Linked DNA regions of Homo sapiens: region 1 is linked to region 2. A link is an interaction called in ENCODE POLR2A ChIA-PET data of the cell type or tissue named here. Cell type or tissue: CD4-positive, alpha-beta T cell. All regions are shown on one strand. Links, peaks and the distances in the headings refer to the core of each region. The heading gives the core; the rest is flanking DNA.

The links. ChIA-PET counts read pairs that join two places held together with the same protein. Peaks named below come from ENCODE experiments on the same cell type or tissue, not always from the same donor. Only the 100,000 strongest peaks of a DNase experiment are listed, where the experiment ranks them.
Region 1: POLR2A ChIA-PET joins it to region 2 with 15 read pairs; 8 of 35 experiments call an interaction of 5 or more read pairs at or near these places.

Annotation. Positions count from the first base shown.
Region 1 is chr6:33,338,528-33,348,948 of GRCh38, forward strand. It overlaps the pseudogene MYL12BP3. Among named protein-coding and RNA genes, the nearest start is that of SMIM40, 14 kb to the left of the region's middle. RefSeq lists a silencer at 8,552-8,752 and an enhancer at 10,295-10,421. In CD4-positive, alpha-beta T cell, for the core only: a CTCF peak has its summit at 6,878; DNase peaks (open chromatin) are centred at 5,514, 5,984, 6,344 and 6,904; H3K4me3 peaks cover 1,293 bases; H3K27ac peaks cover 2,200 bases.
Region 2 is chr6:33,415,587-33,422,939 of GRCh38, forward strand. It overlaps PHF1 (PHD finger protein 1), which reads left to right. Exons shown (of 15, transcript NM_024165.3): 14 at 4-84; 15 at 224-853. The coding sequence ends at 512. It overlaps CUTA (cutA divalent cation tolerance homolog), which reads right to left and starts at 2,521. Exons shown (of 6, transcript NM_001014840.2): 1 at 2,373-2,521; 2 at 1,895-2,109; 3 at 1,665-1,724; 4 at 1,511-1,556; 5 at 1,334-1,383; 6 at 856-1,190. The coding sequence starts at 2,414. The coding sequence ends at 1,064. It overlaps SYNGAP1 (synaptic Ras GTPase activating protein 1), which reads left to right and starts at 4,479. Exons shown (of 19, transcript NM_006772.3): 1 at 4,479-4,745. The coding sequence starts at 4,679. In CD4-positive, alpha-beta T cell, for the core only: a CTCF peak has its summit at 3,024; DNase peaks (open chromatin) are centred at 1,685, 2,675, 3,565, 4,485 and 2 weaker places; H3K4me3 peaks cover 2,916 bases; H3K27ac peaks cover 4,099 bases.

The sequences.
Region 1 (10,421 bases), core at 2,538-7,537, 75 kb before region 2:
TCTTGTTGCCCAGGCTGGAGTGCAATGGCACGATCTTGGCTCACTGCAACCTCCGCCTCCCGGGTTCAAGCGATTCTCCTGCCTCAGCCTCCTGAGTAGCTGGGAATACAGGCATGCACCACCACGCCTGGATAATTTTTTATTTTTAGTAGAGATTGGGTTTCTCCATATTGGTCAGGCTGGTCTCGAACTCCTGACCTCAGGTGATCCACCCACCTCGGCCTCCCAAAGTGCTGAGATTATAGGTGTGAGCCACTGCACCCAGCCCGCTCTGTCTTAAATATGAGTGCCCAGTTAAGGAACACCAGATATTTGAGGAAGACTTCAGACATGAGCAAAAACCCAAAATTAAAAGTAAAAACGACACAGCATTGTGCTCTTCGCCTTCCCTCATCGTCTGGCGCAGGGCAGCCCACTTCTGGTGTTTGGCGCTGGAATTAAACAACCACCATGTGGAGCAAAAAGGCAAGACCAAGACCACCAAAAAGCTCCCTCAGCGCACAACATCCAACGTGTTTGCCATGTTTGACCAGTCACAGATTCAGGAGTTCAAAGAGGCCTTCAACATGATTGATCAGAACAGAGATGGTTTCATCAACAAAGAAGATTTGCATGATATGCTTGTTTCCCTAGGGAAGAATCCCACCGATGCATACCTTGATGCCATAATGAATGAGGCACCAGGGCCCATCGATTTCACCATGTTCCTCACCATATTTGGTGAGAAGTTAAATGGCACAGATCCTGAAGATGTCATTGGAAATGCTTTTGCTTGCTTTGATGAAGAAGCAACAGGCATTATTCAGGAAGATTACCTGAGAGAGCTGCTGATAACCATGTGGGATCGGTTTACGGATGAGGAAGTGGATGAGCTGTACAGAGAAGCGCCTATTAACAAAAAGGGGAATTTCAATTACATCGAGTTCACATGCATCCTGAAACATGGAGCAAAAGACAAAGACGACTGAAAAGAACTTTAGCTAAAACCTTCCAACTACATTGTCTTACTCTGTTTTATTTCTCAGACACTTCCCCCATCCTCATAGAACCTGTTGCATGCAACTTAGTTTCACAGCTTTGCCTCTTTTTTTTTTTTATGTATTTATTCCAGACCTTTCTGTCACACAGCACTTGTATAATCAGACTGAAAATGGGGATGAGGGTGTAAATTGTATTGAAAAAGAGATCATGGCCGGGCGCAGTGGCTCACGCCTGTAATCCCAGCAACTTGGGAGGCCGAGGCGGGTGGATAACCTGAGGTCAGGCGTTCAAGACCACGCTGACCAACATGGTGAAACCCCGTCTCTACTAAAAATACAAAAAGTTAGTTGGGCGTGGTGGCGGGCACCTGTAATCCCAGCTACTCAGGAGGCTGAGGCAGGAGAATCGCTTGAACCCAGGAGGCAGAAGTTGCAGTGAACCAAGATCACACCGTTGCACCCCAGCCTGGGCAACAAGAGCAAAATTCAGTCAAAAAAAAAAAAAAGAAAGAAAGAAAAGAAAAGAAGGCCAGGCACGGTGGCTCACGCCTGTAATCCCAGCACTTTGGGAGGCTGAGGCGGGTGGATCACGAGGTCAGGAGATCGAGACCATCCTGGCTAACACGGTGAAACCCCGTCTCTACTAAAAATACAAAAACATTAGTCAGGCATGGTGGTGGGCTCCTGTTGTCCCAGCTACTCGGGAGGCTGAGGCAGGAGAATGGCATGAAGCCAGGAGGCAGAGCTTGCAGTGAGCCGAGATTGAGCCACTGCACTCCGGCCTGGGCGACAGAGTGAGACTCCGTCTCAAAAAAAAAAAAAAAGAAAAGAAGAAAAAGAAAAAGTGATAGCAAATAAAAATCAACAAATGTGAAAAAAAAAAAGTAAAAACAAACATGGAGGAAAGAGACAGAAGAGGAAAACTTCATATAAACTATAATAAATTTCCACACTGATGAGAGAAAATGAGTATCAGAAGAAGAAGAAGAGTTGTAAGATCAACAGGATATGAGAAATGAAAACTTGAGCCAGGTGCAGTGGCTCACACCTGTAATCCCAGCACTTTGGGAGGCTGAGGCAGCCAGATCACTTGAGGTCAGGAGTTCAAGACCAGCCTGGCCAACATGGTGAAACCCTGTCTCTACTAAAAACACGAAAATTAGTCGGGTGTGGTCATGGGTGCCTGTAATCCCAGCTATGCAGGAGGCTGAGGCAGGAGAATCGCTTGAGCCTGGGAGGCGGTGGTTGCAGTGAGCCGAGATCGCACCACTGCACTCTAGCCTGGGTGACAGAGTGAGACTCCATCTCAAAAAAAAAAAAGAAGAAAAAAGAAAAAAAAACTTGAACCCAATTATAAGATCTAGATTTTGGCCAGGTGCGGTAGCTCATGCCTGTAATCTCAACACTTAAGAGGCTGAGGTAGGAGGATTGCTTGAGCCCAGACATTTGAGACCAACCTGGGTAACATAGGGAGACTTGTCTCTACAAATAATTTAAAAATTAACAGGCAGGGCGCAGTGGCTCATGCCTGTAATCCCAGCACTTTGGGAGGCCAGGGCAGGCAGATCATGTGAGGTCAGGAGTTCGAGACCAGCATGACCAAAATGGTGAAACCCCATCTCTACTAAAAATACAAAAAAAAATTAGCGGGGCATGGTGGCTCGCACCTGTAATCCCAGCTACTTGGGAGGCTGAGACAGGGGAATTATTTGAACCCAGCAGGTGGAAGTTGCAGTGAGCCAAGATCGCACCATTGCATTCCAGCCTGTGTGACAGAAAGACTCTGTCTCAAGAGGAAAAAAAAAAACATTAGCCAGGGCCGGTCGCGGTGGTTCATGCCTGTATTCCCAGCACTTTGGGATCCCAAGGTGGGCAGATCACTTGAGGTTAGGAATTCGAGACCAGCCTGACCAACATGATGAAACCCCGTCCCTACTAAAAATACAAAAAAATTAGCTGGGTGTGGTGGTGCATGCCTGTAATCCCAGTTACTCGTGAGGCTAAGGCAGGAGAATTGCTTGAACTTCGGAGATTTTGCAGTGAGCCAAGATTGGGCCACTTGCACTCCAGCCTGGGTGACAAAGCAAGACTTCCTCTCAAAAAAAAGAAATCCATGGCCGGGCGCAGTGGCTCACGCCTGTAATCCCAGCACTTTGGGAGGCCGAGATGGGTGGATCACGAGGTCAGGAGATCTAGACCATCCCGGCTAACATGGTGAAACCCCATTTCCACTAAAAATACAAAAAATTAGCCAGGCATGGTGGCGGGCACCTCTAGTCCCAGCTACTTGGGAGGCTGAGGCAAGAGAATGGTGTGAATCCGGGAGGCGGAGCTTGCAGTGAGCCGAGATTGTGCCACTGCACTCCAGCCTGGACAACAGGGAGAGACTCTGTCAAAAAAAAAAAAAAAAAAAGAAATCTCAAAAAAGAAAGAAAAATGGCCAGGCACAGTGGCTCATGCCTGTAATCCCAGCAGTTTGGGAGGCTGAGGTGGGCACATCAACTTAGGTCAGGAGTTCGAGACTAGCATGATCAACATGGTGAACTCTGTCTCTACTAAAAATACAAAATTAGCCTGATGTAGTGGCACATGCCTCTAGTCCCAGCTACTCAGGAGGCTGAGACAGGAGAATCACTTGACAGGAGGCAGAGGTTCTGGTGAGCTGAGATCACACCATTGCACTCCAACCTGGGCAACAAGAGTGAAACCCCAGTTTAAAAAAAAAAGGAAAAAAAAAGAAAAAAAAAAAACCACGGTAGCGTGCACCTGTGTTTCCAGCTATTCAGGAGGCTGAGGCAGGAGGATCATCTGACCTGGAGGTCAAGGCTGCAGTGAGCCATGATCACACCACTGCACTCCAGCTTGGGCAACATAGTGAGACTCTGTCACGAAGCCTGCAGTGCAGTGACGAGATCTTGGCTCACTGCAATCTCTGCATCTCAGGTTCAAATGATTCTCTGCCTCAGCCTCCCAAGTAGCTGGGATTTACTGGCATTTGCCACCATGCCTGGCTAGTTTTTGAATTTTTTTAGTAGAGACAGTGTTTTGCCATGTTGGCCAGGCTGGTCTGTACCTAATTTTGTATTTATACTTTTGGTTTTTTTTTTTTTTTTGAGACGGAGTCTCGTTCTGTTGCCCTGGCTGGAGTGCAGTGGCGTGATCTCAGCTCACTGCAACCTCCGCCTCCTGGGTTCAAGCGATTCTCCTGCCTCAGCCTCCTGAGTAACTGGGATTATAGGCACTCACCACCGTGCCTGGCTAATTTTTATATTTTTTTTTAGTAAAGATGGGGTTTGGCCATGTTGGCCAAGCTGGTCTCAAACTCCTGACTTCAGGTGATCTGCCCACCTCGGCCTCCCAAAGTGCTGGGATACTTTTGGTATTCTTTCTCTTAAAACAGGTATCCAAAATTGTACACGTGTCAGCCTCCCACCAACCTACATCTGCTGCACTTGCAGAGATAGAGTCTATATATATAAGCATGTATTAATATATATAAGTGTATATGTATAAATGTATACATACATATAAATACATGATCACTACTCTTTTCCTTGCTTTTCCTCACTTAATACCTTGAAATCAAACAGAGAGGTGCTTCCTTCTTTTTTTTTTTCGGAGTCGGAGTCTTGTTCTGTTGCCCAGGCTGGAGTGCAGTGGCCCAATCTCGGCTCACTGCAACCTTCACCTCACAGGTTTAAGTTTTTCTTCTGCCTCAGCCTCCCAAGTAACTTGGACTACAGGCGCACACCACCATGCCTGGCTAATTTTTGTATTTTTAGTAGAGATGGGGTTTCACCATATTGGCCAGGCTGGTCTCGAACTCCTGACCTCATGATCCTTCTGACTTGGCCTCCCAAAGTGCTGAGATTACAGGCTTGAGCCACCACGCCCAGCCTCTTTTTTTTTTTTTTTTTTTAAATTTAATTTAATGGAGATGAGTTCTCTCAATATGTTACCCAGAGTAGTCTCAAATTCTTGGGCTCAAGTGATCCACCTACCTTGGCCTCCCAAAGTGCTGGGATTATAGGAGTGAGCCACCGCACCCGACCCCTTGTTTGTTATAGTGCTCCCTTGACTCTCAAAAATGTCCAGTGTAGGCCAGGCGTGGTGGTTCACACCTATAATCCCAGCACTTTGGGAGGCCAAGGCAGGTGGATCACTTGAGGTCAGGAGTTTAAGACTTGCCGGGCTAACATGGTAAAACCCTGTCTACAAAAAATACAAAAATTAGCTGTGCGTGGTGGTGCGCACCTGTAATCCCAGCTACTCAGGAGGCTGACTGAGGCAGGAAGACTGCTTGAACCTGGGAGGCAGAGGCGGAGGTTGTAGTGAGCTGAGATTGTGCCACCGCACTCTAGAGCAAGACTCCATCTCAAAAAAAAAATGTCTAGTGTAAATGTATGTTCTTTGAAGTAGAATTGCTAGGTCAAAGAATACGTAAATACTTGATTTGGGTAGATATTTTTAAAATGCTTTCTGTAGAAGCCGCACCAGTGTACCTTCCTTCCTGTCGGCAATGTGTGACAGTACCAGTTTCCTTTCCCCACCCCATCAGCTGAGTGTGTTATCAAACTTTTTTTTTTTTTTTTTTTTTGAGACAGAGTCTCTCTCCATCGCTCAGCCTGGAGTGCAGTGGCATGATCTCGGCTCAATGCAACCTCCACCTCCTAGGTTCAAGCCATTCTCATGCCTCAGCCAATAGCTGTGATTACAGGTGCATGCCACCACCGGCTGATTTCTGTATTTTTAGTAGAGACAGGGTTTTGCCATGTTTTTTTGTTTGTTTTGAGACAGGATCTTTCTCTGTTGCCCAGGCTAGAGTGCAGTGGCATGAACATGGATGGTTCACTGCAGCCTCGACCTCCTGGGTTCAAGTGATCCTTTTGTCTCAGCCTCCCAAGTAGCTGGGATTCCAGGTGGGAGCCACCATGCCCTCCTAAACTCTACCTTTTGGTGAGAGTGACTAGCCACCAAGGCACACTGTAAAGGCCTCAGATAACAGGAAGTGGTAGAGAACTGCAGCCAATCTAACACCTAGACAAATTCAAGGTGGGACCTATCAGGTACTATGCTTGTTACTTGGGTGATTAAATTACCTGTACACCAAAGCCCCATGACACACACTTTACCTATATAAGGAACCTACACATGTACCCCTGAACCTAAAGTAAAAGTTAAAAAATAAAATAATATAATTCAAAGTTTGGGCTACAGAGTATAAGTGAGAGATATTCAGCTACTGGGAGTTTATAAAAGACACACAAACATCGCACAAGAGCAAAAGTCAATTTGAACATCCACCACAGCCAGAGGAAACCAAAACCACTTCCAGTGTATGGCCGTCAGGTAAAGCATTTTGTCCCCCTCACCTCCTCTGCTTCTGGCTGTGAGGGAGAGGGTGGAGAGTCAGACACAGGAAGGCAAGAAAGAAATTCTTGAGGAAGCCAGCCACTCTGCCAGTTTCACACTGGCAGCTTCCCATGTCAAACCACTCAGTCGGAGCTGGCCGAGAGAAAAAACGTAATTCAGAATGATGCTTGGAGGATTTTTTTTTTTGTTCCAAGGATTGAGCAGGTATGCTCTGTGGCCTGCCTGAGTTATCTTTCATGGGCAATGGAAGAACTAGCCCCACACAACATATTTAAAGGGGTGGGGACACTTGAGTGTGGGGGGTGCACAGCAACATATTCAAGCTTATGTACATGGCATCTGAGGTCGGGGCATGGAAGAATACTGAGGCACTGTGTGTATGTTATTTGTGCGTGAGAATGAAATTCCTTGACCCTGAAAACAGGACAGGGAGTGGAGTGTGTGGTGTGATAAGGAACGCTGAAAACAGCCTCCTGAGAATGCGGTTTGAGTGCTTTTACGAGGCCGCAGGTGTCTCACGACCCGACCTCAAAAAGCCATCTAGTGGATGTTTGTGGTTTAACAAGCACTTTCAATAAATACTTGGCAGACGGATGCTGGGGCGGGTTCTCTTAGAAGAAATGCCCCCCCCATTCCCCCGGCCCCACTCAGCTGGAATTGTCTAAGAACTCATTCTTGGCGTTCACTGCAAGCTATAAACTCTGCAAGTGGTGCACCCGACGTGATCGCCTTGAAGTTATGCGTGAAAGGAGGAGAGCTCATCAATTTTAAGAAAATCCCGGTAAGGGACAGTCCTGACTACCATCAGGTGGACAGGACCCACGCGAAAAATACCAGGGGTTCGGTTATCATGGGTCAGGAAATGAACAAAGAATAATTTTTTTTTTTTTTTGAGATGGAGTCTCACTCTGTCGCCCAGGCTGGAGTGCAGTAGCGTGATCCCGGCTCACTGCAACCTCCACCTCCCTGGTTCAAGCTATTCTCCTGCCTCAGCCTCCTGAATAGCTGGGATTACAGGTGCACGTCACCCCACAACAGGACTTAATTAACCTTGCCTTCAAGGTGTACAATAATAGAGAAAAGTTACAATTACTTGCCTCTGCTGTGAGACAAAACCCAGCTGCACCTCCAGCACACGAGAACTTCAAAATGCCTAAGCCGCACATGCCTAAACCGCAGTGGTCAAGCATTCCTACAGGACCTTCTTCATCAGGATCTTGCTTCAAGTGCCAGAAATCTGGCCACTGGGCCAAGAAATGCCCACAGCCCGGGATTCCTCCTAAGCCGTGTCCCATCTGTGCAGGACCCCACTGAAAATCAGACTGTCCCACTCGCCTCGCAGTCACTCCCAGAGCTCTGGGATCTCTGGCCCAAGACTCTCTGACTGACTCCTTCCCAGATCTTCTCAGCTTAGCGGCTGAAGACTGATGCTGTCTGATCACCTTCGAAGCCTCCCGGGCCATCACGGACACTTTGGGTAACTCTTACAGTGGAGGGTAAGTCACCCTTCTTAATCAATATGGAGGCTACCAACTCCACATTACCTTCTTTTCAAAGGCCTATTTCCTTTGCCTCCATAACTGTTGTGGGTATTCATGGCCAGGCTTCTAAACCTCTTAAAACTCCCCAACTCTGGTGCCAACTTGGACAATATTCTTTTATGCACTCCTTTTTAGTTATCCCCACCTGCCCAGCTCCCTTATTAGGTCGAGACATTTTAACTAAATTATCTGCTTCCCTGACTAATCCTAGGCTACAGCCACATTTCGTTGCTGCCCTTTTCCCCAGTTCAAAGCCTCCTTCACGTCCTTCTCTTTTATCTCCTCACCTTAATCCACAGGTATGGGACACCTCTACTCCCTCCCTGGTGAACTATCCACGCCCATTACTATCCCATTAAAACCTAATCACCCTTACCCCGCTCAATGCCAGTATCCCATCCCACAGCATGCTTTAAAAGGATTAAATCCTGTTATCACTCACCTGTTACAGCATGGCCTTTTAAAGCCTATAAACTCTCCTTACAATTCCCCCATTTTACCTGTCCAAAAACCAGATAAGCCTTACAGGTTAGTTCAGGATCTGCGCCATATCGACCAAATTGTTTTGCCTATCCACCCTGTGGTGCCAAACCCATATACTCTCCTATCCTCAATACCTCCCTCCACAACCCATTATTCTGTTCTAGATAAACCTAGCTGACCCCATAGATCCTAAATCCTTTCTCCTCTCCCCTTTCCATTCCTTAAAACACAGCTCCCACACTAGCTCTCCATGACTCATCCCGACCCTTTTCATTACACACAGCCGAAGTGCAGGGCTGTACAGTCAGAATTCTTACACAAGGACCAGGACCGCACCCTGTAGCCTTTTTGTCCAAACAACTTGACTTACTGTTTTAGGCTGGCCATCATGTCTCCGTGCAGTGGCTGCCACTGCCCTAATACTTTTACAGGCCCTCAAAATCACAAACTATGCTCAACTCACTCTCTACAGTTCTCATAAATCTATTTTCTTCCTCACATCTAACACGTATACTTTCTGCTCCCCGGCTCCTTCAGCTGTACTCATTCTTTGTTGAGTCTCCCACAGTTACCATTGTTCCTGGCCAGGACTTCAATCCAGCCTCCCACATTATTCCTGATACCACACCTGACCCCCATGACTGTATCTCTCTGATCCACCTGACATTCACCCCATTTCCCCGTATTTCCTTCTTTCCTGTTCCTCACCCTGATCACACTTGGTTTATTGATGGTAGTTCTACCAGGCCTAATTGCCACACACCAGCAAAGGCAGGCTATGCTATAGTATCTTCCACATCTATCATTGAGGCTACTGCTCTGCCCCTCTCCACTACCTCTCAGCAAGCTGAACTCATTGCCTTAACTCGAGCCCTCACTTTTGCAAAGGGACTACATGTCAATATTTATACAACTCTAAATATGCCTTCCATATCCTGCACCACCATATTGTTATATGGGCAAAAAGAGGTTTCCTCACTACGCAAGGGTCCTCTGTCATTAATGCCTCTTTAATAAAAACTCTTCTCAAGGCCGCTTTACTTCCAAAGGAAGCTGGAGTCATTTACTCCAAGGGCCATCAAAAGGCGTCAGATCCCATCGCTCAGGGCAATGCTTTTGCTGATAAGGTAGCTAAAGAAGCAGCTAGCATTCCAAATTCTGTCCCTCACGGCCAATTTTTCTCATTCTCATGGGTCACTCCCACCTACTCTCCTGCTGAAACTTCTACCTATCAGTCTCTTCCCACACAAGGCAAATGGTTCTTGGACCAAGGAAAATATCTCCTAACAGCCTCACAGGCCCATTCTATTCTGCTGTCATTTCATAACCTCTTCCATGTAAGTTACAAGCTGCTAGCCCACCTCTTAGAACCTCTCATTTCCTTTCCATCGTGGAAATCTATCCTCAAGGAAATCACTTCTTAGTGTTCCATCTGCTATTCTACTACTCCTCAGGGAGTGTTCAGGCTCCCTCCCCTCCCTACACATCAAGCTCAGGGATTTGCCCCTGCCCAGGACTGGCAAATTGACTTTACTCACATGCCCCAAGTCAGGAAACTAAAATACCTCTTGGTCTGGGTAGACACTTTCACTGGATGGGTAGAGGCCTTTCCAACAGGGTCTGAGAAGGCCACTGCGGTCATTTCTTCCCTTCTGTCAGACATAATTCCTCGCTTTGGCCTTCCCACCTCTATACAGTCCAATAACAGACTGGCCTTTATTAGTCAAATCACCCAAGCAGTTTCTCAGGCTCTTGGTATTCAGTGGAACCTTCATACCCCTTACCATCCTCAATCTTCAGAAAAAGTAAAACAGACTAATAGTCTTTTAAAGACACACCTCACCAAGCTCAGCCTCCAACTTAAAAAGACTGGACAGTACTTTTACCACTTGCCCTTCTCAGAATTCGGGCCTGTCCTCGGAATGCTGCAGGATACAGCCCATTTGAGCTCCTGTATGGATGCTCCTTTTTATTAGGCCCCAGTCTTATTCCAGACACCAGCCCAACTCGGACTGCACCCCAAAAACTTGTCATCCCTTCTATC
Region 2 (7,353 bases), core at 257-5,256:
CAGCAGCCCCATCCGGATGTTTGCTTCCTTCCACCCTTCTGCCAGCACCGCAGGGACCTCTGGGGACAGTGGACCCCCAGACAGGTGAGATTCTGTCTTCTATTACCAGTGATGCTCTTCTTCCCCTCTATGTGCTCAAGGCTCTTAGTCTCTAACACTGTTTCTCTGATTCACATGTGCTCTCCATTTCTGCCCATTTCTTACAATTGCCTTCTCTCCCTAGGTCACCCCTGGAACTTCACATTGGTTTCCCCACAGACATCCCTAAAAGTGCCCCCCACTCGATGACTGCCTCATCTTCCTCAGTTTCATCCCCATCCCCAGGTCTTCCTAGACGCTCAGCACCCCCTTCTCCCCTGTGCCGTAGTTTGTCTCCTGGGACTGGGGGAGGAGTCCGAGGTGGGGTTGGTTACCTGTCCCGAGGGGACCCTGTCCGGGTCCTTGCTCGGAGAGTACGGCCTGATGGCTCTGTGCAGTACCTGGTTGAGTGGGGAGGAGGGGGCATCTTCTGAACAGCCTGCCTCTGCCCAGCTCCCCATTCACACACACCGGCACTTTCATACCCTGACCTCTGACCTCACCTACAGCTGGGATGTACCTGGAGAGATAGGGGGTAGTTCTCCCTACTGCCCAGGCTGGAATCCAAGAGTGGGGAGTGGGGAAGAGGCCCTCTTCTCTACCCTCCTTCATGATTCCTGACCCCTCCCATCCTTCCCATTTCCTTTGATGTTATTTTGTTACAGCTTTTTAAATATTTTTTAAAATTATTTAACCCCTGGGGGCAGAGACTGAGGAGGGAGGATGATAAGGGATCCCGGACTCTGTATGATTGAAATAAAGAGAAATAAACAAATCTAGCAGCTCTGAGTCATTCTGAAAGATGTAGAGAATACAGGGACTAGAAGCACTTATATTCTCCCAACAAATTTGCATACATGACAAAAAACAGGCAAAAGGCAGAGAGACCCAAAGACGGGATTTATTGGGGGCCCAGTCATCACCTGGAAGTCAGAAGGCGTTGAAGTATCGCGGGGATCTTCATGATGAGCAGGAACAGGGCTCATCATGGCAGGACTGTGATAGAGTCAGAAACTGACTCTGTGACCTGGCGCACCCACTGCAGGTACGGAAAGTTCCCCTGTTCCACAGGCAATGCAATTACCTCGGCCACTTCGTAAGGGTGCACAGAACTACAAAATAGGTGGGTGGGGGAAGGGGATCACTCAAAGATTTACCCAAAAGAACCCACTCCCTTACACGCAAGCCCTAGACTGCCCAGCAAGTCACACCCACACAGTACACACCCTCACCCCATCCATCTCAAAGTTCTCACCGAACAAAATCTGTCAAAGCTGGGACCAAGGAACTTTGGGTTTTAATCATCTAAGGGACAAAGATAAACATGGTTGAATCAAGGAGTGGGATTGAGTTCAGTTTCTCAGAAGAGGGGTAAGGGCTAAAGGGGTCAGGGATTGGGGATATTTTGTTGGGTGGGGGAAATGTTTCTCACCATCAGCACCTCACTGTCTTCCTCGATCTTCCCTTTCCACTCATAGCTGAAAGGTCAGAGGGGGAGAGTTGTGGGGAGCAAAGAATTTCCCCCAGGAAAGAGGTTCCCAGTCAGCTCCTACAGTTAGGTTAACCCCCCAACTCCTATGACTCACATGGATGTAATCTGAGGGATGAGGTTGACGCAGGCTGCTAGGCGCTTCTCCACCACGGCCCTGGAGTGAAGAGACAGTCCCATTCAGAGTACCCCATAACCCCAGTTTTTGTACTGGCAGCCCAGAGACAGGCTTCCAGAGCTGGAGAAAGGAGAAAGCAGCACTCTTCTGCCCCACCCCCAACTGTCCCTTCATGATCATCCTTTCTCGCTGCACATCGAGGTCCCTACCTGGCGATCTCCTTGGCGACCTTCTCGTTGGGGCAAGTAACAAAGGCTGCAGAGACCGAGCCCGGAACGTAGCCAGAGCCGGAATCCGAGGCCGGCGAGGGCTGGGTCGGAGGGCTTCCAGAGGCCATGGTCAGCAAGACTCGGGGTAGCAACAAAAGGCGGGAGGCCACAGGCAGCAGCGCCGGCATCCAAACAAAAGACAGGAGCAGAGAGGCCTGAGAGCAGGAGGCGAATTCGATCTCTCCTCACAAACAGCCCAGGAAATTACACCCGGGGAAGCCTTCGCTTAGATCCTCAGGCTCTGCCCTCCCTCTGATGCACCCCCGAAGAATGCCCCTGAAGGTGAGAGAGAAACTTGGAAAATAAAGCAAAAGCTCATTTCACTCACACCTCAGGGGGCCAACCTCTGGGATTTAGGGTGCGGGTAGCGGTCGAGGCTTCGAGGACCGGAAGGGGCGGGGCGGGGCCGGTCACTCACCACTCCGCCGAGCAGGACCGCGGGAGCCCGCCCCCCACTCATGCGGCCTACGCTGGTACAGGAGAGTTGATCTCAAAGGCCACACGTCACACGGAGAAACAACCCCAGGAAGAGCGGCCTCTTCTTACCTGGGTGGCAGCCACGTGATTAGAAAACAGCGCGCACCATGTGACAGTAGAAGAAGGACCACCTGCGCCTCCAGAGCCAGCCAATCCCGACCCTATCATGGCGCGGTTTGCCCACCTCCTGATGAAGGAGGAGCCATGGGAGACTTGACCAATCGACTACCGCATCTGCAGACGTGCGCGGAAATGGCACGCCCGTTTCCGTGTGAACCCGAAACTGCCACTTGCTGGCTGAGGAGAGCCGCTGCGGCGTTCCACTGTCACGTGAGGGGGCCGGTCCTCTTCGGCGGCGGCACTCAGTGAGTGACGCCAAGTGGCCAATCACAGGCCAGCCTCGCAGGCCACGTGAGGCGAGAGCTGGTTCCAGGAAAGGGGGGCCAGAGACCCCGCAGAGTCGATGCGTCAGGCTGTGGAGTGGGGAATCATCCTTAAACCCCACAATGTGCCTAGTGACCTCCCCTGCACTGTTTCCGAGGTCTTAAGGAGTGGGAGGGTCTGAGAAGGACCCTTCACCCCAAACTCAGGGGTTAAGAGAGCGCCCCCTGCCCTTTTAGTTGGGCAGAGATATGCCTGGGTTTGGGAATGAACAACGGTGATCTAGAAGCCCGCTGTCCCTGGGTAGCAGGGAGTGATTAGGCAGGCACGGGCATGGCAAGACAATAGCTAGCTGAGGAAAGAAGCATTTTAAAACAGAGCGAGACCCTGTGGTAGAGGATGGTGAAAATGGGGCCTAGCCATCTTAATTGAAAACCCAAAGCTTGAGACAGACTACTGAATCAGAGGGAAGGAGAACGAGGGCTGCAGGATGGGGACAGTGGTGATGGTCCTTCTGTCCCCTCTTCCCTGCCTATTCCACTCCCCAGGATTGGTCCACCTCTCAGCCTCGGGTCTCCTTTCCCTAACCCATCCCCCAAGGAGCCAGGACCTGCCCTACATAACTTCCCTGGGGCCCAAGCACATCCTGTGACCCAAAAATGGAGAGAGGGGCCAATGAGAGGCAGAGAGGTGGGAGGAGGTGCAGAGAAAAAAGCTCTTGCCACTGCCCCCACCCAATATTTCCCCTCCCTTCAAGGTCTGAGGTCATTGGTCTGGTGGTGGGGATGCCTCGGAGTTTCCCAGGCTGACGTCAGGGTTATACCTCTCGGAGGTTCTAGGGCAGGGAAGTGGGGAGGGGAGGTTCCCTGAGATCTCTGTCTTTGAGTTTGGAGTTTGTCTCTGAGACAGATTTCGGAGGGGTCTTTCAGTATTTGTGTGGAGATCTTTCTTAGGATTGAGTTTCCTTTTATGCTTCTGGTTTGGGGGGTTTCTATGTTTCAGGGTCTGTGGTCGCACTCTGAGGTCTTTCGAAGTCTTCTTCATGAATTTTGGGTCTCTGAGTTGTCCATCTCCGGACCAGCTGAAGTCTCTATCTCCCCTTAAGTCAGGAGTGTCTCTGTCTCTAAGTTATCAGTCTCTGAGATCTGAGTCTGGGGTCTCTTTCTAGGTCTGAGTTCTCTAAGCTCTAATTCTACATCTGGCTCTTTCTGAATCTGGGCCTCATCTTTTTCTGAGTCTAGGTCTCAGGTCCTGGTCCCTGAAATCATCATCTCAGGGTCTGGAGTCTAAGATATCTGTAGGTATGGAGAACCCTTTTTAGACTGGATTTTCAGATTTTGATATTGAGCTTCTCTCTCTGGGGGATCTGGGGTCGTTTTTTCCTCAAATCAGGAGTCTCTTTTCCTCTAGATTTTGGCCCTGTGTCTCAAATTACCCCACAGTGGGGGGTGGTGAAGTATCTTTCTCTGTGGGTCTAGGGTCTCTCTGTCTCAGGGTCTGGGGTCTGCATCTTTAGGACCTCTGTCTCTCTCTGGTGTGTTTTTGAGTCAGGGGTCTCTCTCTCTCTCACAATCTGGGCCTCCCGGAGTAGGGGTGGGGGCTGCAGAGTCTCTCCCTCCTCCTCCTCCTCCTGCTCTCTTCGCTCTCGCTCGCTCCCCCGCCCCCCCTCTCTCTCGGCTGCCGCTGCTGCCGTTGGCTCTTATTCTCCTCCTCCTCCTCCTCTCTCCTCCTCTCTGCTTCTCTCTGCTCCTCTCTCCTCCTCTCTCCTCCTCCTCCTCCTCCACCTCCTCCTCCTTCTCCCCCTCTTTCTCCCCCTCTTTCTCTCTTCTTTCTCCCCCGTCCCCCCGCCCCCTCCCCCCAGGCCTGATGAGCAGGTCTCGAGCCTCCATCCATCGGGGGAGCATCCCCGCGATGTCCTATGCCCCCTTCAGAGGTACGTGGTGGGGGGAGGGGGAGGGCCATATGGGGGGCAACAGGGGGAGGGGCAGGGGGCGGGGGAGAGTCGGGGCCGAGGGAAGGGAGCGGCTGAAATGGAGGGAGAGGGGAGGACCGGGAAGGCAGGGGTGGGAGCAACCGGGAAGGAGGGATTGGAGGCCAGAGGGATAGGGGTAGATAAGGGATGGAGGGGCCAGGAAATGGGCCTTGAAAGGGGGCTGAAGGGAAAATGATGAAGGGGAAAGAAAGCGCCAGAAAGGGGTGGGAAGGTAGAAGGATTGGGTTGGGGAAAAAGCTGCAGAAATAATTTGGGGGTGGGAGCTGAGTGATGAGGAAAACATCAAGGAAATAGAGGGACAGAGTCTTGGGAGAGGGGCTAGGAAGGAGAAATGAAAACATAGGGGTGAAAAGAGAAGCCAAGAAGATGTGGGGGGATAATTTGGTGGGGGACTCAGAGTATGGTAAGGGGCGGAAAAAGAGAGGAGGATGGAGGGAGAGAAGGGGCCAGATGGAGAGAGAGGGAGGCAGTGGGGGGTGGGGGGATGGAGGGTCCAGATGGAGGGAAGAGAGAAGAGAGAGGGAACGGTGGGGGAGGGGAGACCAGGGCAGGGGGAGGGCCAAATTATGTGTGCTTGGGGGGGTGGCAGTACAAGTAAGATGAAATGATGGGAGTAGGGGACAGGTTAGGATCCTGCCCCAGACTCTGACCCTCTTAAAGGCTCTTGACCAGTAAAATGTAACCTCTGGGGTCTTAATGCTGTCTTCACTTCATCACTTTTACCCCCTTCCCCCACCCCTCCAATCCTTATTTCCATTCCCCCTCCCTCCTCTGCTGTCCATCACCTATATCTTTCCCCCCATATGGTGTCCGTTCCTTATATGAGTCCCCCTTCTGTCCTTCCCCTATATCAGTCCCCTCTCTGGTGTTCATTGCCTCTCTCTTATCTCTTTTCTATGTGGTCGCTCCCTTATATCTCTATCACTTCTTTACTAGTCCGTCTTGACCCCTTCTCATAGCCTCCGCATTAGGTCTGCCTCCTTTGCTCTGACACATGTCCAGTCGAGCCCTTCAGGTGTATTCCCTTGCCCCTGGGCATTTACCATCATTTCTGCCTCCTTTTCTATCTACTCCTATTATTTGTCTCCCAGACCATTCCTTGTCACCACAAGTCTGTGCCTACCCACTTTCCCTTAATACCTCAACTCTTATTATCATTTCTCTTTTCTTGTCTCCTCTACTTATTGGGGTGTTGGAGATTTGGGGTACAAAGACACAGGTTTTGATGATTAGAACAAGGGATCCCCATCTCAGCCCTTGAGGGATTTCTCATCCTAGTAAAAATTTCCCGTTTCTCAGCCATGTTGCTCTGCCTCTTGCATCTGCCTCCCAGAATCATTCTTCACCAAGTCCAGACAGTATGTGTGTGTGTGTTTCTAGAGTTGTTCCTAAGTTCCCTGCTGCCAGGAGAAAGATGCCCTCTGAAGTCTAACCCGCCTCCCTTGGCTGCAGCCTGAACCAGCCCTTTCCCCAAATGCTTATGTGTATCAACAGATTTCTCCTCTGGGTATACCAAGTGTCTAAGTGCGGTGGGCATGTTGCCTGCAATGTCTGTAGTTTCAGAGGCTAGGTATTGGTGATCTCTGTATCTAGAGAACATTAGTTAGTCTCTGAGATGGGTTGAGATAGAGTTTCAAAGTATGTGGTTTCTAAATGGTGGACATTCTGAGGGTTCATCGCTCACTGTGATCTGGAGGTTGGGTAAATTTGAGAGACATATTTATAGACAGAAAAGGGCTGAATTTGCAAAACTCTGCTACTCAGTGCATTCTGTTGGAATGAAGCTCAAAGACCAGTTCTCCTGCAGTATACTCATGGTTATCCCATAAAGGTGACAGAGTTTGATCTTTTTTCCATCTAAAATCTGATACCTTAAGCCTAATTTCTAGCTCTTTGCTGTCGCCAATGTGACATCTCTCTTACTTCAATAGGGCCTGTGTGGCATTGGGGTTTAAAGGAGAGGCAGTTTGCAGGGAGAGCGGCATGGCAAGAACAACAGAGCTGGGGAAGGAGGACCCTGGTCTCATCTCAGCCATAGGCGACACTTGGTCTACTGTTCTCTCTTCTCAAAGTTTTGTTCCCATCTCCAGCTCTTGTCTTTGGAGGCCCCTCTGTGTCACCAGGCCTGGATATTCCATTCTTTCCCCCTGACATCTTTCTTCCTCAAGCTCCTCACTGTGCCTTGAGAAGGCTCCTGACCTATGGAGTGGCTTCCATCCTGTCCACTGAGACTAGGTGGGGTGAGGTGGTGGGGGCAGTGTTGAATCTCTGGGCACTGAATGGGAGAAGAGATAAATTTGGTCTCTACTTGTCCAAACAAGGGCATATTTCCCACCTTCTGCCCTGGGGCCTCCACAGCCAGATGCCGACAAAAGCCATCTTCTCCTTACCACCAGAAGAACCAGAACTTTCCCTAAAGGATGAGCAGGGTTGAACTAGGGGAGGAGGGCACAGAGGAGGGAAGAGTTGGGAGGGGAGGCCCTCTCATGTCTCTGACTGTGAACAGGTAAGCTCCCCGACTTCTTCTTTTCTAGATATTTAGCCCTCA